Regions from separate parts of the Homo sapiens genome. Here region 2 is linked to region 1. The links are chromatin loops, found by intact Hi-C in ENCODE. Cell type or tissue: gastrocnemius medialis. All regions are shown on one strand. Links, peaks and the distances in the headings refer to the core of each region. The heading gives the core; the rest is flanking DNA. Region 1 overlaps ATXN7L1 (ataxin 7 like 1). Region 2 overlaps ATXN7L1 (ataxin 7 like 1).

What was found. Peaks named below come from ENCODE experiments on the same cell type or tissue, not always from the same donor. Only the 100,000 strongest peaks of a DNase experiment are listed, where the experiment ranks them.
Region 2: it touches region 1 in a loop (3-fold over the local background); 5 of 110 quality-filtered maps call a loop at or near these places.

The regions. Positions count from the first base shown.
Region 1 is chr7:105,770,054-105,782,528 of GRCh38, reverse strand. The region is part of intron 3 of ATXN7L1 (ataxin 7 like 1); the gene reads left to right. Among named protein-coding and RNA genes, the nearest start is that of ATXN7L1, 100 kb to the left of the region's middle. RefSeq lists enhancers at 5,123-5,706, 5,707-6,290, 5,502-6,701, 6,291-6,874, 9,727-10,226. In gastrocnemius medialis, for the core only: no CTCF peak of the experiment used is centred there; a DNase peak (open chromatin) is centred at 6,288; H3K27ac peaks cover 2,041 bases.
Region 2 is chr7:105,668,991-105,681,465 of GRCh38, reverse strand. The region is part of intron 3 of ATXN7L1 (ataxin 7 like 1); the gene reads left to right. Among named protein-coding and RNA genes, the nearest start is that of EFCAB10, 94 kb to the right of the region's middle. RefSeq lists enhancers at 291-790, 2,322-2,461, 1,595-2,534, 5,133-5,182, 5,057-5,557. In gastrocnemius medialis, for the core only: no CTCF peak of the experiment used is centred there; DNase peaks (open chromatin) are centred at 7,465 and 7,995; H3K27ac peaks cover 2,111 bases.

The sequences.
Region 1 (12,475 bases), core at 3,243-8,242:
TGGGGAGACCCTTTGCCTGGCATGGAAGTGGAGTGCTCTTGGAGCCACGTTCTGTGTCACCCCATTAGGGATGGCTTCCTAGGGTCTGTTTCCTAAGTCTGTACCAACAGCCTTTTAGACACTTTTTAAACTTCTCCCCACGAGATCTAGGATTTCAAGGGATTAGTTTGTTTCTAAAGTCCCTTAGGTGAATGGATAAGCTTATTTAGGAATAGTTGTAGAAAGGGGGAAACAGAAACAAGAAGCCTTACCTTGGGAGTCCCAGTTCCACTCTGCAGGCATCTCTGTCCCTCGTAGCTGTCCATCCCAATTTGATGCATTGACATGGCGTGTGAGCCTAGTGGTTGAGTGTAACCTCTCTAGGACCCATTTGATAGATTAAAATTCCAGCTCTAGGCCAGGCGCAGTGGCTCACATCTGTAATCCCAGCACTTTGGGAGGCCGAGATGGGCAGATCACCCTGAACTCAGGAGTTCGAGACCAGCCTAGGCAACATGGAGAAACCCCATCTTTACCAAAAATACAAAAATATTAGCCAGGCGTAGTGTTGTGCTCCAGCTACTTGGGAGGCTGACATGGGAGGATTGCTTGAGCCTGGGAGGTGGAGGGTGCAGTGAGCTGAGATTGTGCCCCTGCACTTCAGCCTGGGCAATGGAGCAAGACCCTCCCTGTCTCAAAAAATAAAAATAAAAAAAATTCCAGCTCTGCACCTTATTCCCTGTGTGACCTTGGGCAGGTTACTTTGCCTCTGTGTTTCTGTTTCCGTATTAAAATGGAAATAATAGTTTATCTCATAAAGTTTCATGTTGATTAAAGGAACTTGCATGTGGAAAGCACAGTGGTACAACAAAGTTTGCTTTAAAAAAAAAGTTTCACAATTATTAACTGAGGGATAAGCTACAGAGATTTATAATGAAATCTTGTCCAGAGTTTTCACTTGTGATTACTGTGGAAAAGGAGATGTTTGTGACTCTTCGTCTTGTCAGAGCTGTGGTGGGTCCTTACCTCAGCCCAGAGAGAATCCAGGGACAGGGCAGAGGATGATGCTCTGTGTGTGTGCACAGGCATGTATGTAAGACAAAAACAAGGAGGTGCAAGGTGCCTATACTGGAAAAAAATTTTTTATTACTTTTTAGTAATTGTGTATTTTCAGTCAATTTGGACTATTGTAATTAAAGAAAAAAATAATAGGTAGATCCAGGTTGTAGTTTTGTAATTGGGGTGAACGTTTATGGTGAGTTGTCTGATTTGCCTAAATGAAAGAAGTAGGATTTTTTGGGGGGTCCTTATCTTCTAATATAGTTACATAACTACCTACAGTAAAGCAGGGTTTCTCAGCATGGGCACTGTGGACATTTTGGGCTGAATAATTCTTTGCTGTGGGGCTCATTCTGTGTCTTACTATAAGATGTTGAGTGGCTTCTCTGACCTCTACCTACTGGATAGCAATAGCAGTCTCTACCCCACTCCTAATCTTGACAACCAAAACCATCTCGGGACATTGCCAATAGCCCCTAGGGTGCAAAATCGCCCCCAGTTGGGAACTACTGCCGTAAAATATAACATGCCCCTGTTTATTATACTGTATTTCATGCTTTTCTGTATTTAAATTTTTTATCAAAGTAAAATATGTGTTTATGCCCAGAAATGACTTCTGTGGAATCACAGCCGCATGTAGAAAGTTGACTCCTTCAGCTTGCACAGAGCTAGCCATTGGAATTATTTCCCCATCACACATACATGCAAAGTGTAAAACAAGTTATCTTACAGCAGTCCATAAAATTGCAGTCCTTTCCACTTCAAAATAATTTTTTTTTAAAGGCAAAAGAAATAACACCTTCATGTACACAGATCCCACAGAATTTGTCTGCCACACTTGGCACTAGTCCTCTCAGCAGAAGGCCATACGGCTGCACACCCCGCCCATCAGACAGAGATAATCCTTGGATGTCACTGCTACTTAAAAAAAAAAAAATGGTTTAGAACCAGAGAACCTGGATGTCATTCAATAGACAAGAGAGGATTAGATTTTTTTTCCTCCTTCTCAGAGAGGGCTTTTTATTCCCTTTTCTGATTATATTTTTGAATGCCCTTCAAGTAGCTGTTTTTCATGTTGATGGTGATGCAGTAGAATTTAATGAACTGTGAGCTAAAGCAGAGAGGCTGAGCAGAAAAATAAATAAGTGGCAGAAACTCACCCCTGGAGTGAGGCATGGCATGTCCTGGCTGGCACCCCATCCTTCTGTGTACATCCAGATGCTGATGCTGGTTGGATACTGAGAACAGCATGTCTCAGCAGTGCTACACATGGGAGCCTAAATCATGAGGATCCAAGGTTCCCTGCAATTGTTCTTTTTATTTTGTCTATCTCCAGGTGACCTCTGGTTGAGGAAGAGACAAACCATGTGTGCCTCTGAGCCCTAGAGAGAGTTAGTCCCTCCTGATGTCAGTGCCCCCTGGGCTTCTCAGAGTGTCAGGGGCATTATCACCTGCTAATTATCCCGCCAAGACTTCCTTTCTGAAGGTGTTGATTGCCATTGCGTGGGGCTTGGGTTTTTTTGTCAATTAAGTTAGATTTGTTTGCTGACATTAAATTGTTGTTACTGTTATTGTTAGTTGTCTTTTATATGACTAGATTTTTTTAACATCAGAAGTATAAAATAAAGGAAATTATTCTCATTGAACATATTCTTTGTCGTTTGATAACATTAATTAATAAGACTTGGCAAGAGCACAGGAATCTGTGCAAACTTTATTTCACCAGTAGAATTTTTTTAACTTGAATTTGATCAGTCTTTCCCAAATCCAGAATTAACTCCTGGTATTGATATCATCTTTTGAGTTCCTTATGATCAGAAACAATGTCTGCTATTGTTTTTGCTTATTTCATTTTTCCACCATCCCTAGTAAAGTGCAGTTACACTATAGATGCTAAGGAAATCCTTATGATGGACCCTAGGAAAATCTCAAAGGAAAGAAATGACAGAATGACTGATTAACGAAGGATTATCCCATAAATCAAGCATTACAACCGAGAGAATCTACGACTAAGTAGGACCATGTTTTGCTTCACTTCAAGTTTTTATATTTTGGACTTGCTACTGCTCAAATTAAAGTTAATGCTGGGTCCAGAACATAGCAGGTTGACCTGGTCCCACTTTTCACTCCCCTAATGCAGGATAAAAATAACAGCAATAAAGCTAAAACACTTACTGAGCACTTACTATGTGCTAAACATTTTAATGTGTTATTTAATCATGCCATCACCCTAAGGTGATATCTGGTCGTGTTATCTTTATCTCACACTCAAGGAAAGGGAGACCCGGAGGACTTAAGAAATTTGTTCAAGATCAGGCTGATGTAACTGGCAGAACCAGAATTCCAATGTCTGACTCCAGAGTGCCTTAACTACTACATCAGTTATATGTTTTGTGTCTCAAACTCGCTGCAATACCATAACTAAACTTTGATGCAGAAAAGTCATTTCCATCCCCTGTAGGATGCTGAAAAGTAAATAACAGGTGCTTGGGGCAGGTGAGCTTCATTGCTCTTTCTCATTTTAATCCACACCACTGATCTTCTCTGCTTATTGGCATAGGCAGAGAACTTGAACACAATTTTGAGGTAAGGGAGAAGGAGAAATAAATTGGTAATAGGGAATGTGTTTAGAGCCTTAACCACAGCATTTGAAATAGACCTTTAAATACATGAAAGCAAAAAGAAGGAAGCTTGTAGAAGAGATGGAGTGGGTACCACATATGTTCTCCTAAAAATTCTACCTGTAGTTTCTTGTTTATCCCCAACAAATGAGCAGATCCATGAGACTCACAAAGAGTAGATAAATTTCCTCCATTCAGTGAAATTCTCTTTTTTCATGTTTCTGTGAATCGAGTAGAAATGTTGCAAATAAGCACACAGCAGATATAATGGTTCAGTTCAAATTTAGAAATAAATTAATAGGATCTTCATAACTTTAGGATTATTTAGTCTTTGTTTTTTTTTTTTTTTTTTTTTTTTTGAGATAGGGTCTTCCTCTGTTGCCCAAGCTGGAGTGCAGTGGCATGATCACTGCCCACTGCAACCTCAACTTCCCAGGCTCAGGTGATCCTCCCACCTTAGCCTCCCGAGTAGCTGGGACCACAGGCATAAGCCACCATGTCTGGCTAATTTTTTTTTTTTTTTTTGTAGAGATGCGGGTTTCGCCATGTTGCCCAGGCTGGTCTCAAACTCCTGGGCTCAAGCGATCCTCCTGCCTCAGCCTCCCAAAGTTCTGGGACTACAGGTATGAGCCACCACATTCAGCCAGAATTCATTTTTAATTGAAACAATCTTCTACTTATTATCTCATCAAAGCCTATTTCTTGAAGGCTGAATGTCTTGGATTACATTCTCCAGAGTCACATGGTTTCAATTCATTTGTTTATTTGAAAAATATTTATTGAGCACCTGCTATATGCCAGGCACTGTTCTAATGCTGCAGATGCATTAGTGAACAAGACAAATAAGGGCCTGGCTTCTTGAGGCTTATGTTCTGGTAGGTTAAATAACATAAACAAATACATGATCAAGCCATGTGAAAAGCTGTCACAAGAGTGTCCCAGCAGAGAACACAGAAGAGTAAAAACAAACAAGGCACATTTGAGGGCTTCAGAGTAGTAGACAAGGACCAGAATGTCAGAGTCATGTAGAACAGAGTCTGAAGGTTGGGTTTTACTCTACGTGTGGTGCTAAGACACTGGGGGGTATTGAGTGAGGGAAAGGCATAATCTGGTTTCTGTTTTCTGAAGCTCACTCTGGCTGCAGTGGAGCCCAGGAGACCCGGAAGGAGCTAATGCATAGCTAGCGGTAACAGATCATCGTGGTAGCCGTGGAGATGGAGAGAAAAGGATAAACTCGAGATCTATTTTGGAAATGTAGCTGACAGAATTTGCTGACAGAATGGATTGGATTAGATTGGAAAGGGAAGAGTCAACATTTATTTAGAGTTAGGTTGAAGGAGAATGGCCAGTGACTTGGCAGAAAAAGCAGCAGAGAATGACTACACGGAAGCCAAGAGAAGAAAGCGTTTCATAGATCATGTCAAATGCCAAGAGGTTGAGTAAGACACTAAAGAGAAGAGGTCGCTAAGTTAGCAACCTGAGGGTTGTTGGCCTTGACAATAGCCAATTGACAATAGGTGATTTTATTTGTGTCTTGAGATTTTTTTCCAAGGACAGATGACTTCATTTTTGCTTCACCAACAGGCACCATTTTTAGGCTGGCAGTACCCTCAGTGTTTTATTGGCATGTATGCTGGGCTTAGCTGCCACCCAACTCAATCGTCAGCTGGCTCCTTTGCCCTCTGCATCTCTGTGACCTATAGCACTGATTACTGTGCAGAAGAGTCACTGTGAACACTAGACAGTGAGTTCCTGAAGGCTAGGACTGTTCCTTGGGCATCGCTGAGTCCCACCAGGGAGCACTTTTCCTGGCTTCTAGTAGACACTCAGAAGTGTCTGGGATAGGCCAAGGTGGGTAGATCACCTGAGGTCAAGAGTTCCAGACCAGCCTGGCCAACATGGTAAAACCCCAGCTCTACTAAAAATACAAAAGTTATCCAGGCATGGTGGCACGTGCCTATAATCCCAGCTACTCAGGAGGCTGAGGCACGAGAATCGCTTGAACCTGGCAGGCAGAGATTACAGTGAGCCAAGATTGTGCCACTGCATTCCAGCCTAGGTGACAGAGCAGGATTATGTCTCAAAAAAAAAAGTGTCTGGGATAAACAGGTGGATAAACAGGCAGAAGGAAGCACTCCTCCAATCCCAAATTCAAGTGCTGTTGGCACCTTCTGCTTCACCAATATTAGCATATATGGTGGCTGGTGCAAATTCTTATGTACTTATCCACCCCTCCCCCCTCTCACACTCTCAAGGAACAAGGACCCCTGTCAGGCTCACCATTCAATTCCCTGAGTCCACACAAGGAGTGCTGGATCTCAAAAGTTGATGCCCAATATACTGTTTTTTGTTTGTTTGTTTGTTTTGGGGGGGGGGTTGTTTGTTTGTTTGTTTTTCTTAAAAAAAAAAGAATCTTGGAAGAAAGAAGGAAGGAAGCCAGCAAGGAAGGGAAATTGGCTCACCAATTATGAATAAGCCAAATTCCACATGTAAGCAAGTACAATCATTTGGAAGACATGGCTGCTTGAAAGAGAATGACCAACTCTGTTGAGACGCAGTTGGAAAGGCATCCCTCTGTGAGCAGTGGGGAGGCCATGGCTTTGATCCCTGACCACAGCTGATTGCTGGAGGGCTCTCGCTGTAACGTGACCCCTGGCTTCTGACTCATCACTGGTGTGTCCTTGCCATACAGGCTGCTCCATTCCATTCCTCAGAGCTGTATCCACCGAGGAGAATTCGGGTAACAAACATTCCTGTATTTAAATCTGAGTAAAGAATGTTAGCAGCGCTGATTCAAAAGGTCATCTCGGAATTCTCCCTATCCTGAGCCATAAGCAGAGAAGCATCTCCCAAACAGTGCTTTCTCTGGAACAGTGAGCCCATACGAAGAACAAGGGTTTGGGTAGATGCATACCCTTGGGAAACTGTGCCAGACTCCCCCTCCCAGAGCCTCATAGCAGCTATTAGCACATTAAAGCGCCAAGAGGTCTTGGAGTCAAAAACAAAAATGCATCTATTTCACATTGGAGTCACATCGCCCTCATCCAAATTCAGCCACATGCAGTGGGCAACAAGAACAACAAAACTGCATGTTTTTCCTAAGAACGTGGGCCTAGACACTAGCTCACCCTTTCGTCTGGTGTCTGAGCAAAGAAACAAAGATGTTTCCCAACTCTGGAGGAGAAACTGGCCATGGGAAGGGCCCACTGTCCCACATACTACGTGTACTGTACTCTTTCAAGAGGAGTTTTTGTCCTACAGGATTTTCGCCTCCCACCCTGACACTAGAACCCAATCCCATGTAAGCTGCAGCATTCTGCATCAATTTTCTTTAGGGAGGCCCTCGGAGTATTCTCAAGGAGCCGATTCTTATGTCTTCATCTGGGATCACGGAGAGTTACTGACTCCTTCCTGGAGTGTCACATGCTAGAAACCTGTGTGCAGGCTTGCCCCCAGATGCTACAAATCTCTAAAGATACTTCCAAGCTATATCTTTTCTAAACCCGCAGTGCTTCTTCCCATGATGTGTAGAGCTACTTTGCCAGGCTTTCTTTCTGGGTTCCCCCCTCCCCAGAAAAAGGTGCTGTTAAACTAATGTTACATCTCACAATTAATGGCATCCTAGAATCGGGGAATACCGTTGATTGTTTGGGTAGGACCTTTCCCTTGCTCCTTTGCAGGGCCAGGCGCTTCTGAAAACTGGGTGCAAATTTGGGAATGCTGCATAGGAGACTCATAGGAAATAGATAGGTCTAGGGCAAAACATAAATTGGGGGGCATAAAGGATGAAAGAGTCAGTAAACCATTTCACTATGATGAATCCCACTTTACCTGGAAAAAATAATCTTTTTTTTTTCCAGAGAAAGCAACCATTGTCTTTGTTTTACCATGCTGGAACTACAGATGTCTTAAGATTTGGTTTCTGTTATTTGTTTGTTTATTAGCGTCATAGATACTTTGCTTTTCTCCCCCTGAATTATTTTCTCAAATTCCGAAGCCTTCTCTAGGGGTGCATTTTCCTAAGATAACAATGGCTTAGTTTACATTGTGGCTGTGGTTTTCTGCTCATCTTTATAAGTGGCTGCCTCCACCCCATATGTAATCTTCTTAAACAAGCACCTTCTTAAATGAGGCAACCCTCTTAACCAAAGCGCATTAATAATACTCATTATTAATGAGTATATGGTAGTGCTCTTCTTATTAATGAGAAGGCTGCGGGGCCGGGCGCGGTGGTTCACACTGTAATCTTAGCATTTTGGGAGGCTGAGGCAGGTGGATTACTTGAGGTCAGGAGTTGGAGACCAGCCTGGCCAACATGGCAAAACCCCGTCTCTACTAAAAATACAAAAAATTAGCCAGGTGTGGTAGCACACATCTGTTATCTCAGCTACTAGGGAGGCTGAGGCAGTAGAATCGCTTGAACCTGGGAGGTGGAGGTTTCAGTGAGCCAAGATCGTGCCACTGCACTCCAGCCTGAGTGACAGAGGGAGACTCTGTCTCAAAAAAAAAAAAAAAAGGGTTGCTGGCTCTGACTGACACCCTAATCCTGTGACCTGCATTTGTCAGCTCTGGGCATCATCCTGATAGTGACACTAGCTCCAAAAACATGAATCAAGTTTCCCGGTGCGTTTAAGAAGGCAGGGGCTAGATGGTGGCCCTTTGAAAATTTTCCTCCCACTTTCTTGGCTGAGCTGCCTTTGTCATATTCTTACAACAAACCCATGGGTCCCTAGGGTTTGGTGGTGAGGAACTTCTAGCCCTTATGGCCAACCTTTGCCTTAGCTGCTCTTTGAGGTGGGTACTGGTGATGGTGGCAGTGCAGAGCCAGCCTGGGAGACAAGTGGGGTGGCCAGAGGAAGAGGGTGTACCCCAGAGCTGCCCTCCTCTGTGGCTTGTAATGTTTGTGAGCCAAGAAACCACTGGACTTTTTGCCCTCCCCGGTGCCCCACATGCAGGCTGAAGAACTACGGTCCTATCATTTATTTTTTTTAACCACTTCTCCCCGACCCTCACTTGTCTACACAACTTGTAGGCCTGCCATCAATGTGATTTGATCAATGTTACCACGATCCTGCGTTCCATCCTTTTTAAGTTGTTAGGGGGTTTCTTTTTTGTATTTGTTTCATTATTCAGCCGGCACTGGAGTTGCATTGGACTGGTAGCACATCCTGGGGAGGAACTATCCATCTGGTTTTGGTTTTGATTGGGGGGATTTTTAGGGGGAAGTGCTCATTTTTCCTGAGATACCTGGGCCTATATCTTCCCCCTGTGTCTCCTGTTTAGCCTTTCCCACTCCTTTTTCAGAAGTGAAAGAGCAGACAGAAGGTCCCCTACAAACAGTTAACTACGGTATTTTCTCGATTCCAGGATGACATTAATTGTAAGGTGCCACAGCCATTAAATAGCACCTTTTCCCAGGTCCCAGGGGCAATTCAAGGACAGTCTCGTCATCCACCCAGCACTGGCGAGCAGAAAGAGATGGGTATAGTGTGGCAGTGCAGGGCATGGGCCTGGGAATGTACCAAGAGCAGCTTCTAGTGCCGTATGACTAGGTCATAATTAATTCACACATGCCCTTCTTGTCTTGTGGGAATCAGGTGCTTCACTTTCCCTTTGGCTTAGAGTTTAGTTCAAAATAGAAAATAATGAAGCTACAATGGTCTGGGAGTTTCCTGCTTCTTGTGATACCCCTGATAATTGTCATGTAAATTAACTAGTCCCATAGCAACTAGGCCACACATAGGAAAAAAACCACACCACTGCCAGATGGTAATTTAGGAATGTGATTTTAGTTTTCAGATGTAAAGGATGGTGAGGGAGTGGCCTTACTATTGTTTTATTTTTGATTTCTTGTTTAATTGATGGTGGTCAGAGAACATTAGTTATAGGTTATCCATTTTATAATTCATGATAACTTCCTTTGTGACTAGCTAGCATGTGAACCACTTTTGTAAATGTCTCACGTGATTGAAAAATGTATATAATCTCTCTGTTGTGGGCAGAGTTCCATATATTTATTGTATATTTTGTAATTTAGATCATGTATTATTAGAAAATTTATTTAATGTCTCTCTTGTGTACAGTATTCCATATATTGTTTATTTTGTTTAAATCTTATTCATTCTTGCCATTTTTTGTTTGCTTGCTCTGTAATTTCTGGGAAGAGAGTTTTAAGTCTCCTGTGATAATTCTAAGTGTGTCAGTCTCTCCTGTAACTCTGACACCTTTTGCTTTACAATTTTGAGGCTGTCCTGTTGGGTATATGTAAGCTTAATTGTGAGGTCTTTTTAGTAGTGGTGTCTTTGTGCCTATTAATGCTTTTGCCTTAGGTTCTATTTTATCTGATTAAGATTGCTATTCAATTTTCTTTGGGTCAATATGTATTTGCCTCATTTATTTCTTTCCAATCTTTTATTTTCAACTTTTCTGTGTCATTTTGTTTTAGGTGTCTCTCTTGTAAAGCAGTATATCGCTGGCTTTTTAAAAAGTCCAATCTGGCCAGGCACAGTGGCTGATGCCTATAATCCCAGCACTTTGGGAGGCCTAGGCAGGCGGATCACCTGACGTCAGGAGTTCAAGACCAGCCTGGCCAACATGGTGAAACCCCATCTCCACTAAAAATACAAAAATAAGCCAGGTGTGGTGGCATGTGCCTGTAATCCCAGCTACTCAGGAGGCTGAGGCAGGAGAATCGCTTGAACCCTGGAGGCAGAGGTTGCAGTAAGCCGAGATCGTGCCACTGCACTTCAGCCTGGGCGACAGAGCGAGACTCTGTCTCAAAAAAAAAAAAAAAAAAAAAAAAAAAATTCCAATCTGATATTGTCTTTTAATAGGTGAGTTTTATCCATTTACAATTATTGTAACTACTTTATATATTTGGACTTATTTCTAACTTCTAATTTATATTTCCGTTTACATTGCTTTTTGTTTGCTTCTTTGTTCTCCTTTTCTGCCTTCCATTAGATTAGTACAATTTTCCTTAACCTGTCCCCATTTTTCCCCCTGGTATCTTGGTCACAATAGATTTTATTTCTAAAATCTATATGTTTAATGATTGCCATTACGTTTTTAACATGCATACAGAACTTTAGTTTTTAAAGACTAAAGTTATCCACAATCTCTGTCTTCTCAGATAACACAAAAATCTTTGCATACTTTACCCACTTACAGTCAACTGGTAATTACAATAAAGAATTGAAATCATGGCCCAAAACACTGGCAATGCTTCTCAGCCTACTAATTCATAGGGGATTAGAGGCACCCTGATTAATTTGTGAAGCATGAACTTTTGGCTGATTCACTGTTTTACACCCTGAGATGCTTTGGGGCACATCTCAAGTTCAAGTGATACTTCATTCACAGCTCATAATCTCTCTCTCAAGTTCCCGAAAGTGTTCTGAAGTAGGATTGGACAAAGGGGAACTCAGAATCCTATGATCCACTACTAGGACCTATTTTCATAAATCAGATTTGTCATTTGTCATAATTTTCAGTGAGAACATCAGGGGGCTCCTCCTCCCTGCTTGACACCTGCTTCCCTGTCCTTTGATTCTCAAAACTTTACTGTGCATATACATCGTCCAAAAAATCTTGTAAAAATGCAGATTCTGATTCAATTCAGTAGGTCTGTATTATTATTATTATTATTATTATTATTATTATTATTATCAGAGACGGAGTCTTGCTCTGTCGCCCAGGCTGGAGTGCAGTGGCGCGATCTCGGCTCACTGCAACCTCTGCCTCCTGGCTTCAAGCAATTCTCCTGCCTCAGCCTCTTGAATAGCTAGGATTACAGGTGCCCACCACCACACCCAGCTGATTTTTGTATTTTTAGTAGAGACGGGATGTCACCATGTTGGTCAGGCTGGTCTTGAACTCCTGACCTCGTGATCCGCCTGCCTCGGCCTCCCAAAGTTCTGGGATTACAGACATGAGCCACTGCACCTAGCCCAGGTCTGTATTTTTAACATGATCCTTGGTGATGCTGGTGCTTTTGGTCCACAGAACCCACTTTGAGAAGCAAGAGCTTGGAGAATAGAATTTAGCTAGGAAATTTAAGTTTCAGCTCTAGGTCATGGTTCCTTGATGCTTACAGAATAACAGATAAAGAAACTTTCTCTTTGAAGGGGTTGGGGTTCAGGATTATTTTAATTCTAAAGGTCTCCTTAAGGTCTGGCAGGGTCTCTCCATCCCTCCTTGGGCTCAGATCAGACTGGCTAAAAGTGAGTGGTCATTCAGTGCTCTGTGAAGTCCCTCCACCTCCACCCCCATTTCCTCTGCTGTCCCTCTTGAGGTCAGCACAGCACACACTTATAGTCTCAGGCCTGTCACTGTGTCATTTAGATGTGACTCATGTGAGTCAATGCCCTGAGGAAAAGTCTGCCTGGGGTAAGGGGCAGGCTTCCTGGTAATTTATGTTTAAGACAAGCTTTTAATAGAGATACACTCCTAAGTAGTAACCAGGAAAAAGATTCTCTCCTCTTAACGGGTATCCATTTATAGGACTCAGCTGTTGAAGCTCAAGGGTAGCATTAGGCTTAAGCTTAATCTTCTGTATACTGTAATTTACAGCGCTGAGTAAAGCATTGTATGTACAACTATTTCAGTCATTTGCCATGATAAATAGCTATTGCTCTTGGCAGAGCAGAAACGCCATCTATGCTTTCCATTTATGAATATTGAATTGTCTCAGGCAGGCTTTTGCCGTAAGTTTTTAAAGGGGAAATCCCCAACTAATCACATCACTGCACTGGCCCAAAATGTCATCTCCCTGCTACATGCACCAGTCAGATCTTGATCCAGGCAGCAATTCTGCA
Region 2 (12,475 bases), core at 4,696-9,695, 100 kb after region 1:
CATTTTACATTCCCACCAACAGTGCACGAGGGATCCAACTTCCCCACATCCTCACCAAGACTTGTTATTTTCATTGTTTGTTAACAGCTATCCCAGTGGGTGTGAAATGATACCTCACTGTGATTTCGATCTGCGTTTCCCTAATGACTGGTGACTGGAGTCATTAGTGCCCACCACCACACCCAGCTAATGTTTGTATTTTTAGTAGAGATGGGGTTTCAACATATTGGCCAGGCTGGTCTCGAACTCCTGACCTCGTGATCCACCCGCCTCAGCCTCCCAAAGTGCTGGGATTACAGGCGTGAGCAACCGTGCCCAGCCCTTTGCCCATTTTTAAATTAGATTGAACCTGCCTGTTTTTGTATTTAGAGTTACGGTTCTAAACTTGCTGCTCTTCAGAAGCTAGAGTAAATATTGCATCTTATTATCCTAAGCCACATGTTTGCTGAGAACTTACGCTACCTCAGGTGTAAGGCTACCAAGAGCCTACACGGGCACCTGAGATAGGGAGGGAGAGCAGGGCTGCAAGAGGCAGGGGCCAATGCTCTAGAAGGTCCAGATTGCTCTGGGAGAGCTGGCCCAAGAGTAGCTGTTCCCATCTCTGTCCTCCAGGTCATCCTGAAACTCTTTGCAGAGATACTAGGAAAGCAACTCACGTTTTTCTCTGGAAAGACTCAGGTTCCCAGGCCTCGGGCCTGCCCTTTCATCTGTGTTTCTTCTAAGCATTGCAACATCCAGCAGGCCTCTACTCCACAGTCCCCTGGGTGAAGGGAATGTGCCCAGGGGCCCTTGACCTGCTAGCCTGGGATCAGGGAACAACGCCCACAGCCTAACTGTTGGGAACAGACAATCTCCAGCCAAAGCTGCAAATGACTGAAAACGAGGGCTGGTCAGATGGGTGGTCAGTTTATACCCCCTCAACACCCCCCTACTACATTCCAAACAAATGGAACTGTGGAAACTAGTTCTGCTTTGCCAGCCAGCACAACTCCCTCTCAATCTGAAACTGATGAATTCTCCTCAATTCTGGGAAGAAACTCTCTCAACAAGAGGGGAAAAGGAAGCCAAGAACCCAGAAGTCCAGTCATGTTCTCCCTGAATAATTCTCCCACGGGGGACTCACTGTCTCTGGCTTTGGTTATGTTTTCAAGTGGCTGAAGGGATGGTCCCCACAGGAGACCATCTTACATAGGCAGTCATTATAATGCCCTCTCTAATCTCTCTAATGCCTAGTAGGCTCTGCCTAGCTTGTGTGTGATGAGAGGAAGTATGTGATCATGACGTGAGGGAGTGCTGTCTCCCCACAGTCCAAAATTCTCCAGGAAAATCATACTTCTGAGTCTTGGAATACTTTTGTGTCTTAAAGGTTTAATTTTTTTTTTTTTTTTTTTACTAAAAGGCATGTACCCCTTATCTAAGGTTGATTTAATATTCATCAGGTAATAACCAGGTTTTGCAAAGAAATGTTGGATGCCACACAGGAGAGGTCCTAGCAGAAGATAAAGATGCGCAAAGCGTACTTTGCCACTGTTTTTTTTTTAATTGAGGTGAAATTTGCATCACAGAAAATTAACCATTTTAAAATGTACAATTCAGTGGTATTGAGTACCTTCACAATGTTGTGCAACCATCACCCCTAAAGAAGACCCTGTGCCCATTAAGCAGTCACTCCCCCCGCCTTCTTTTCCCAGCCTGCCCCTGACAACCACAAGTCGGCTTTCTGTCTCTATGGTTTTACCTATTCTGGACATTTCATATAACGTGTGGCCTTTGTGAACCATTGTTTTGGTAGGCATTCTCCCCCCTCCAAATCTACTGTCCTTGGCCAAGATCAGGGACCAAACTTTCTAAATATCCAGAATGAATGAAATCTCCCTGCTTAAATCAATAGTTCCAACAACCCACAAAAGTATTTTCCAATCATTATAATGACCTCTCTACTCTCTCTAAGGCATAGTGCTAGGTAATGAAGTGGACTCTGCCTATCAAGATGGTCAGACCCTGAGCGAAGAGGGAGTGGGAAGGCCTGAGGTGTCTTCAGGCTGCCTGGGGACCGGGGACCCAGGCCAGACAGACAGCAGCTCCAGGGCTGCGGAAAGGCCCAGCCCTGCACACACAGCGCTGGCTCTGATACTCCTCTGAGGAGCCTGCTGCCTCTGACCACACCTTGTGTGTGTGGTTCAGGAATACCCAAGTTCATCTGCCAAATTCAGGATACAACCCTGACTGTTCCGGGCTTTTCTTTCTGCCTTTCCCTAATCTCGTCTGGGCGTGCTCTCTTAAAGGGGAAGTGGTGCGTTCTGACTGGCCAGGGCCCTCATCCAGGAGCCAGGAAACATCTACTACCACGAGTCGCGTTGCCCAGCGTGTGTCAGCCTCCTTATCCAAACGGCAAGGCAGCCTCCCCGGGATGTGTAAGTGTGAGCGCAGGGCACGAGGGCCACACAGGACGGCGTGGGGCTGGGCGCAGGTCACGGAACAGAGATCCTGGCAGGCAGATCATGCTGGCAGCCCACGAGGCATTTAGCAAAATGAGTGTTAGCATAGACAGTGCTCTCCGGCTGTGGGCTGGAGCTGGAGCCGAGACAGGGCTGAGGCGGGGAGCGGGGAGAGTAGCTGCCTCAGAAAGAGGTCAGGAGTAGGAGGCTGGGTTGGGGACCAGTCTATTTTGGACAGCCCTTCTGGAGGCACCAGCCTCCGGCCTGAGAAGGAGTGGAGTGGAAAATTTTCTAGCACACCTTTCAGAGCACCGGGAAGCCAGCTGCAATGAACCTTCCCGGCGTGTCAACCCCAACGCCCCATGTTTATGTCCGTGTATTATCTACTCAGTGCACTTATCTACTCAGTCATTGTGTTTCTTTGTTGTTTTTATATGTACTTTGTGTTAAGACATGTTCAGGGTCCTTTCTATTCAAACTGTACAAATTGTTTGAAACTAGCACCCTGGTTTTTTCCTTCTTTCCTGTCCACGATGGTCCTTGTCCAGTGCATGCACACTGCAGGCCCTGAATCAACGCAGGCGACTGGCCCACAGGTGGACTGACGGGCTCACTAGGATGCTGGGCAGCGTGTCTGGCTGGTTTCTAGCTAGGGCTCTGTTTCCTGTGTGCCCAGAGAAATAAAGGGGAAAAAGCACACCCACTCACACACACAGTCAGTTCCTAACTAAATGCCACAAGCGAGTGACTGGTGGCAGGAAAATAGACCCTTTGCTGTGTTTTAGGCCCCTTTCTGTCCTGGGTTTTTGTTTGTGTGGTAGTGATGGTTGATCTTAAATCATGTAAAAAGTTTGTTTTCACCAAAATAACTCAGACCTTTTGCTTCTAAAGAAGGGAGAGAAAAGGGGGCCAGAAAGGAAAAAAAAAAAAAAAAAGTATGTGTCTGTACGCATATGTTGACAGGGCATAACCACACCCTACTTCAAGACAACTTCCTGTTTGCCGCTGCCAACTGCCACTCCAAGGAGAACAGAAATGGTTCCGTTATTAGTGGCTGCTGTGGGACCACGACAGTCTGTGGGGTGAGTGGCTCTGAGCGACACCATGAGCTTAGCAGTGAGTGGAGACTTTTCACCTTCTCTTATAAGAGACCATGGCCCTGTGCTGTTGAAAGTAGACACTGGTACAGATAGAAATAAAGCAGTGGTGGCCTCTCTTATCAGCCTGTGGTCCTTAAACAGTGTGCTCCCATAGGATTCTTGTAAGTGGACTAATTTAATTCAGGGGCAGGGATAAGGCTGAGAACTGCCTACTGAGGAAAGCTACTACCTGTGTGTGTGTTTTTAATGGACATTATCATGTATCAGGGGAACTTAATGTTAAGCGTCTCCCATGAGTTGGCACTGTGGTAGCCACCTTCTACATGTTATCAATCCTCCCAACACCCATTTATTCCACAGTGAATAGAGTGAGTGCTCTTGAGGGCAAAACCCTGTGCTAAACGCTGGAGATAAAAGAGTAAACAGGACACCTGCCCTCTGGGTGTGTCCAGGCACAGGACACTTAGACCAGTAAACCAGTAATTACAGCGTGTGATGTGCGCTAAGATGAGGGACTCAGTGTACTCGAGCACCTGTCCTGTTGTAACTCCATGATGTGGGTATTATTGTCCCCATTTTACAGGTAAGGAGACTGGGGCTCAGGGGGTTAAGTTATTTCCCCAAGTCCCAGAGCTAATGAGTGACAGAGCTGGGATTTGAGCCCAGATCTTTCTGATTCCAAAGACAGCATGTTTGGTCGGCATTTCCAGTGACTCCCGAAGCTCATGGAGCATGAAAATCACCTCAGGACCTTTTAAAAAATCACAGATTTGGGGGCCCTGGCCCTGCTGTCCAAAAGTAAAGAAGTGGCTGCTGCACTGTGTGTTCTCTGATGTGGAAGTGCAGCCTGGCACCTGCTCTGCCTCCTGCAGCCAGGATCCTCCCTCCACGGGGCCTGGCAAGCCATGAGGCCTTAGCTCAAGGCACCAGGGCAAAGGTCACTGATGCTGCCTCAAGACAGCGTTGGGAAGATTCGGTCCAGCTGTTCAGGTATTTTTATGTATTTATTTTAAAATTTCAGCTTTTAGATTCAAGGGGTACATGTGCAGGTTTGTTTTGGGGGGTTTTTTGTTTTGTTTTGTTTTTTTGAGACAGAGTCTCACTCTGTCTCTCAGGCTGGAGTGCAGTGTCGCAATCTCGGTTCATTGCTACCTCCATCTCCAAGGTTCAAGCGATTCTCCTGCCTCGGCCTCCCGAGTAGCTGGGATTACAGACACATGCCACCACACCTGGCTAATTTTTGTATTTTTAGTAGAGACGGAGTTTTCCCATGTGGGCCAGGCTGGTCTTGAACTCCTGACCTCAAGTGGTCCACCCACCTCGGCCTCCCAAAGTGCCGGGATTACAGGTGTGAGCCACTATGCCCAGCCATTCTATCAGGTATTTTAAATATGGGGAATCCCAGCTCATGGATCTTCTCCCCAAGATCCTGGGGTCTGTGGCTCCCCCGTGCCCAGGTCCAGCTGTCTGCCATACCTGTCCCATCAGTGCTCTGGGGGCGATATCAGCTGTGTCATCCTAAGGTAGAATTCAACAGCTTATCTGCAAGCTGGTAGCCCCCAGTTTTCACCAAAGCTGTGGTGACTCCTGTGTTTAAACACATGTGACTTGTGCGGTGTGTGTTTGTGGTTTTGGAGGGGGCTACTCTGATGGAGAAGTTCAGTGCCATGCATGTGGAGTCCTTGTCAACCCCTCTGCTACCACTGGGCCCAGACAGTGGGGAGCAGATAGAGCCATAAAAGGCCTCATGTTATGAAGAGGATCGTGGTTCTGGCTCCAGGTGGAGTCCGGCAGACTCAGGTCCTTCGGGCAGCAGCTTGCCTTCTGAGGGCCGCGTCCGTTCTCCTCCACTCAGAGTGACAACTGTGGCAGCGAGCCAGGATCTGGAGAGTGCTGTCCCCTGAGCACAGGAAGCCCTCTGATGACAAAGGTCTAGCAGTGACAGCAACCTATTGTATCATCACTGTAATAACCCAGGGCTCATAGCCCAGTGTCTGGCACATGGTAGGTGCCAAGGAAATGCTAAGAAAAAAAAAAAAAAAAGAGTGAATGAATGAATGAAATAGCTTTCATTTTAACCCATATTTTTGTCTCCTTCCTGCATTTGTATTGGCACCTACTTTCTCTCTTCCACCTTTTCTGCTTAAGGATATGTTAGTGTTTTGTTGTTGTCTGTTTTTATCTTCTTGGATGAACTTAAACAGTTTTAAAAAAGACAGAGCCTATTAAGCAATGCATCTTATATCATTCTCTTTTTTCCTCATCATCATGTATTTATCAAGTGCTTTTTTTTTTCTTTTTTTTGAGATGGGGTCTCATTCTGTCACCAGGCTAGAGTGCAGTGGCGTGATCTCAGGTCACTGCAACCTCTGCCTCCCAGGTTCAAGCAATCCTCCCACCTCAACCTCCCGAGTAGCGGGGATTACAGGCATGCACCACCACGCCTGGCTAATTTTTCTGTGTTTTTAGTAGAGACGGGCTTTCACCATGTTGGCCAGGCTGGTCTCAAACTCCTGACCTCAAGTGATCCACCCACCTCGGCCTCCCAAAGTGCTGGGATTACAGGAGTGAACCACCGCACCCAGCCTCAAATATTTTTCTTTAAGTAGTGATTAGTCTCTACATACTATTTGTGCCATTTTGAATTTCCTTGTGAATGTGAGTGTACTATTTTGCATACATTTTCTTAGGTTGAGATAACTCTCTTACCTGTCTCCTACCAATTGCTTTATTATGGATTATTCAGGTTGCTTGTAGTATTTTTTTTTTTAACTGTAGTAAACAGTGCTGAGAATATCTTTGAACTTTTTTTTTCCCTTTGGGATATTTCCTGGAGGCCTATTTTCCAAACTTACATTACCAGATTACCAGATGAAAGGCTATGGATGCTTTTTAGTTCCTGTTATTATCACCAGGTTGCTCTCCAGAAAAATGTAATCCCTTGAAAGTACCGCTGGCAAGGTGTACATGTGCTTGTCTCCCCACAGATTCTATTTCTGTAGTTTTTCCTTTTAGCTAGTCTAGGTGTCTTGTGAGGGCATCCCTGGGGGCTGATGGAAGTATTTCAGGGCCCTGGAAAGCCCCTGGGACTCCCCAGATCCTGCCCAATAGTGGTGATGCCAGAAATTTGCACCTTAGTATAAATGACAAATAGAAGAGGAGGAGGAAGGGGGAATGCCACCACAGGGGAAAAGTTAAAAAGGATCCTAAGTTACATGACTTCACAGCAGCTCTGGAATGGGAAATGCCCTTGTAAGAATCATCCCAGTTGCATTTCTAAAGCGTGGAGGGAAAGGAACATCCCAGGCAGGGTGGCATGGTAGAAAGGGCATTGGCTCTGGGGCCAGGCAAGCCTGGGCTTTCCTGCCAGCTGCTGAGGTCTGCGTGACCTTGGTCTTGTTTCACAATCTTGCTAAGCTTTAATTTCCCCCATCTGATATCTAAGAAGAAAAAAAAATAATAGTAATTTCCCCATCTATAACAAGGCAACTAACGGTATCATACCACATGGTAGGGTTATTGGGTAGATGAGCTGGTGAGTGAAAAGCAGCTTACACAGTGCCTGATATATAGTAGGTACTCAAGAAAGCCTGCTTTCCCTCCTAACTGAATGAATGTGCATGGGGTGACCAGATGACGAAGAAACCATCCCAGAGCCTAGGGATTTGGGAACTGAGCTGGTGTTGGTGTGAACAGTGTAGACCACAGGCCCACACTCATATTTGTCAAAAGAACTTAGTGCCCAAGATAGGTCATGTTGCCCAGCAGTGGGTAGGAGGTGAAGAGGGGTAAAGAAGACCTAGCATAACCTTTGCTTAAGGAACGCCTCCTCGGCTCCTCAGCCCTGCCATCTTTTAAAGAGGTACTGCAGTCTGAGAAGGGAATGGGCACTCCAGAAAAGCTCACAAGCACTCCTGGCATGGAAACTGCTTGGCACAGCTCTGCCTGCATTCGCAGCCTGTCCTATCACCTGACTTTCCTGTGTCTTCATTTCCTCCTCTGCTGAGCAAGGCTGATTCAATATCCCCCCTTACACCATGGCAGTAAGTTTAGTATCTAACTACGATGGTGACAAATGAGACAACAGGCCCAGGTTCTAGCCCAAGCTCCTCCACTTAATAGTCTTATGACTTTGGGCAAGTTTCTCAAATGCAGTCTGTCTCCATTTCCACAGCTGGGGGGAATCGTTACCTCACCAAGCGGCTGTAAGTACAGCTGGCCTGGCTCCTGGCACGGCTCCCAGTGCCAAGGTGCCAGCCCTGCCTCTCTCTCCAACTCCAGTTTACTTTTGGAAGAAGGCCCCTTGGAAATCAGGGTGTTTATAGGCAGCATCCTGACTGCAGCTACAAAAGCAGATTGAACCCACTGATAAGATAGAAACCGGCTAATGACTTGCCAAGCACCTGCCCTCAAAAGTGGGGGCTGAAGGAGACTCCATGCTGTCAAGTGAGTAAGCCAGGTGCTGGCCTAAGCCCAAGTGTGCTTACACAACCATGGCAGGCCACAAGCGACTGTGGTGCTCAAAGTCTATTGGGAGGGGGTTAGTCCCTTAAAAGCCATATTGGAAAATTCTCAACAAGTTCTTTCTAAAAATGGTGCAGGGAGCCACCTTGAGTATTTGCAGCCGGCTCAGCCATTCATGAGGCATCTGTGCTAAGGTTTTAAATACAGGACACTGATGCTGCAAGTATGAAAATATCTCCATGAATAAGCGTATGGGGAAGGGAACACTGAATTTTTACTGAAATGGGATTGCCTGAGAACCTGATGGATTTTATCTTCAGAGAGTGAGGGGAGCAAACTGGAGACACCAGGGTTCCCCGCGCCTATCAGATTTTTGGGATGCTGACAGCTGGTGTCTGCAAGCTCCCTGCTTGGCTGATCTCCAGGACTGCCCCTGGAGTTGCACCTGGATGTTTAAGGAGGCTGTGGGGAAGCAGGTGGTCTTGAAACAGTCAGCTGCTGAGGCCTTGGCCTGGACTTCCTGTGGTGGAAATGCACAAAAGTAAAAGGATTTGGCTTTTCATTTCTTTGGTACTGGGGCCCCCCAACTCTTTGTGATTGAGGTCTTAGGCAATGGTATGAGCTGCTGACTGGTACCTGCCAGCTGCCTAACACCTAAAAAGTGTTTCTTCCTCTCCCTAGGGGAGTCAGGTGCCCTGCTGAAATGCCCACAGACAGTGGGAAAGGAGAGGTCCCGCTGGCTCTTTCAGATTCCTCCTATCTGTAGCAGAATCTTCCAGGATTCCAAGGTGGTAGAGCCCAGAGTTAAGACAGGGGCTCTGAAAACATCCCCAGATCTGATGTTTTCTAGCTCTGTGACCTTAAGCAACTCATTGTATCTCTGAGCCTCAGGAATTATACCTCAAGGAAATAATTCTAAATCACTTTTTAAATCAGTTTTTTAAAAGACAAATAGTAGGTCGACAGTACGAGAATAGCTAAATAATCTACAGCACATTAATGATTGAATATTACCTAACAGTTTAAAATGGCAAGTATGTGGGAATTTGATATGTATATGCAGAATAATGTTAGTTGACAAGGAATAGTCCAAAATATCCATTGATTACAGCTTTGTTAATCAAACTTACCTGTAGAAAAGAGAAACTAGTAGTGCCTCTCTTTTTTGGGGGGGGCAGGGGACGGAGTCTCACTCTGTCGCCGAGACTGGAGTGCAGTGGCATGATCTCGGCTCACTGCAGCCTCCGCTTCCAGGGTTCAAGTGATTCTCCTGCCTCAGCCTCCCGAGTACCTGGGATTACAAGCGCCTGCCATCACACCCAGCTAATTTCTGTATTTTTAGTAGAGACCGGGTTTTACCATGTTGGTCAGGCTAGTCTCGAACTCCTGACCTCGTGTTCCACCCACCTGGGCCTCCCAAAGTGCTGGAATTACAAGCGTGAGCCACCACGCCCGGCCGTGCCTCTCTTAAGGTATTGTAAGAATGAAATGCTATAAGGTAAATCAAAGTGTTTAGAAGAGTGCCTGGCACATAAGAAAAAAAAATTCTTTTTTTTTTTTTTTTTTTTTTTTTTGAGACAGGGTCTCACTCTGTCATTCAGGCTGGAGTGCAGTGGAACAATCTCAGCTCACTGCAGCCTTGACCTCCCAGGCTCAAGCAATCCTCCCACCTCAGCCTCCTAAGTAGCTGGGACTAAAGGCACACACCTGGCTGATTGTTTTTAATTTTTTGTAGAAGCAGGGTTTCACCATGTTACCCAGCTAGTTTTGAACTCCTGAGCTCCAGCAATCCACCCGCCTCAGCCTCCCAAAGTGCGGGAATTACAGGCATGAGCCACTGTACCCACCTGAAAAATCTTAAAACTATTATTACTATTGATCAAAGGACAGAACGGGTGAGAGCAGAGGTTGCTGGCTGAAGATCATTCACTGAGGTTGTTATTGATGTATTGAATACTTAATTCTGCACGGGTGTTCTGATAGTGATTTTCTGTTTTTCCTAAAGTAGGTGAGTGGTGCTTATATTCAATATTAGCACAGTAGATTGGTTTGGTCTTTCTGTTACACGGTCTGGAAAGAAATGTGTAGCAAGAGCTATAAAGCTGCAGCCTTTCACTTTGGGAATTATACCTCAAGGAAATAATTCTGAATCACTTTTTAAATAAATTTTTTTTTTTTTTTTGAGACGGAGTCTCACTCTGTTGTCAGGCTGGAGTGCAGTGGTGTAATCCAGGCTCACTGCAACCTCCGCCTCCCGGGTTCAAGTGATTCTCCTGCCGCAGCCTCCTGAGTAGCTGAGATTACAGGCACCCGCCACCACACCCGGCTAATTTTTTTTTTTTTTTTTTTTTTTTTTTTTGAGACGTAGTCTCGCTGTCGCCCAGGCTGGAATGCAGTGGCGCCATCTTGGCTCACTGCAAGCTCTGCCTCCCGGGTTCACGCCATTCTCCTGCCTCAGCCTCCCGAGTAGCTGGGACTAACAGGCGCCCGCCACCTCGCCGGGCTAATTTTTTGTATTTTTAGTAGAGACAGGGTTTCACCGTGTTAGCCAGGATGGTCTCGATCTCCTGACCTCGTGATCCATCCGCCTCGGCCTCCCAAAGTGCTGGGATTACAGGCGTGAGCCACCGCGCCCGGCTACACCCGGCTAATTTTTGTATTTTTAGTAGAGATGGGGTTTCACCATGTTGGCTAGGGTGGTCTCAATCTCTTGACCTTGTGATCCACCCACCTTGGCCTCCCAAAGTGCTGGGATTACAGATGTCAGCCACCACGCCCGGCCAAATCAGTTTTTTTTTTTTTAAAGATAAATAGTAGGTAGACAGCAAGAGAGTAGCTAAATAATCTGCGCCATGTTAATGATTGAATATTACCTAACAGTTTAAAATAGCAAGTTTGTGGGAATTTGATACGTATATGTAGAATGTTAGCTGACAAAGAATAGTCCAAAATATCCATTGATTGCAGTTTTCTTAATAAAGCTATATGCATTAACGAAGACTAAGAAAATTTAGAGGAAAGTGCTCTTTTTCTCTAAAATTGCTTAAGTATTAAATATTTTAACAATGAGGGATATCATGTACTACAAATTCTTTCTGGGCAGGGCAAATGGAATTAGAATAACTATAGGGATCTACCTTAGGCAGTCCCTTAATCAAAACATAGAAAGACATGATTGAGCCTCAAGTGGGTGAAGGCTTGTATCTGAATGATTGTAATGTACAGCAGGAGAGCTTCACTCAGAGAAACCTCACCTGCACAGCAGCGTCTTTTTGCAAAAGATAAGACCCTGCCTTCTTCTATCACTAACCTAACCCGCCTCCTCACCAACGCAAAACTGTGTAAGTCCACTACAGGCAGGTCTTCATAGACTAGAGAAACAAAGATTGAATAGGTCTTTTTGTAAAATCCACTCACTCTGCCCTACCTGGGACATCAGTTCTACCCATTTTCAAAAGCCTAGCTACAGCTCACCTCCAGAGTGAATCCCTGACCACTGACTCTATTGGTCCCTCCACTTTAATTTTTTTTTTTTTTTTTTTTTGAGATGGAGTTTAGCTCTTGTTGCCCAGGCTGGAGTGCAATGGTTCGATCTCGGCTCACTACAACCTCCACTTCCTGGGTTTAAGCGGTTCTCCTGCCTCAGCCTCCCGAGTAGCTGGGATTACAGGCATGCGCCACCACGCCCAGCTAATTTTGTATTTTTAGTAGAGACAGGGTTTCCCCATGTTGGTCTGGCTGGTCTCAAACTCCCAGCCTAAGATCCACCCGCCTTGGCCTCCCAAAGTGCTGGGATTGCAGTCGTGAGCCACCGTGCTGGGCCTTTAAATTCTTATATGACCTTTCTCACCTGCACTGGTAGGGGACAAGCTTGTTCCCATAGCTCAAGGGTTGTGAGAGCCCTTCTGATTTAATTCAGTTTCACAAGTAGGACATACTGCTTTCGCCTATTTATTACAATACAAAATCACACATCAAACAACCAAAAAAAACTTATATTAAGGGCAAAGGGCTGTCTTCAGGTTTTAATTAATATTCCCTCACTGCAACTTGTTCTTTCAATTGACAATTTAAGGCAAGTTTCTGAATCTAAAATATGAAACCAGGCATGGTGGCTCACACCTGTAATCCCAGCAGGCGGATCACTTGAGGTCGGGAGTTTGAAACCAGCCTGGCTAACAAGGCGAAACCCTGTCTCTACTAAAAATACAAAAATAAGTCAGGCATGGTGGTGCGTACCTGTAATCGCAGCTACTCAGGAGGCTGAGGCAGGAGAATTGCTTGAACCTGGAGACAGAGGTTGCAGTGAGCCAAGATCACGCCGCTGGACTCTAGCCTGGACAACAGAGCGAGACTGTCTCAAAAAATAAAATATGAAACCAAGAAAAAAGCTTATCCACTGATACAGTTGTTTTGTGGGCCAGATGTGGTAGCTCACCTGTAATCCCAACATTTTGCGAGGCCAAGGCAAGA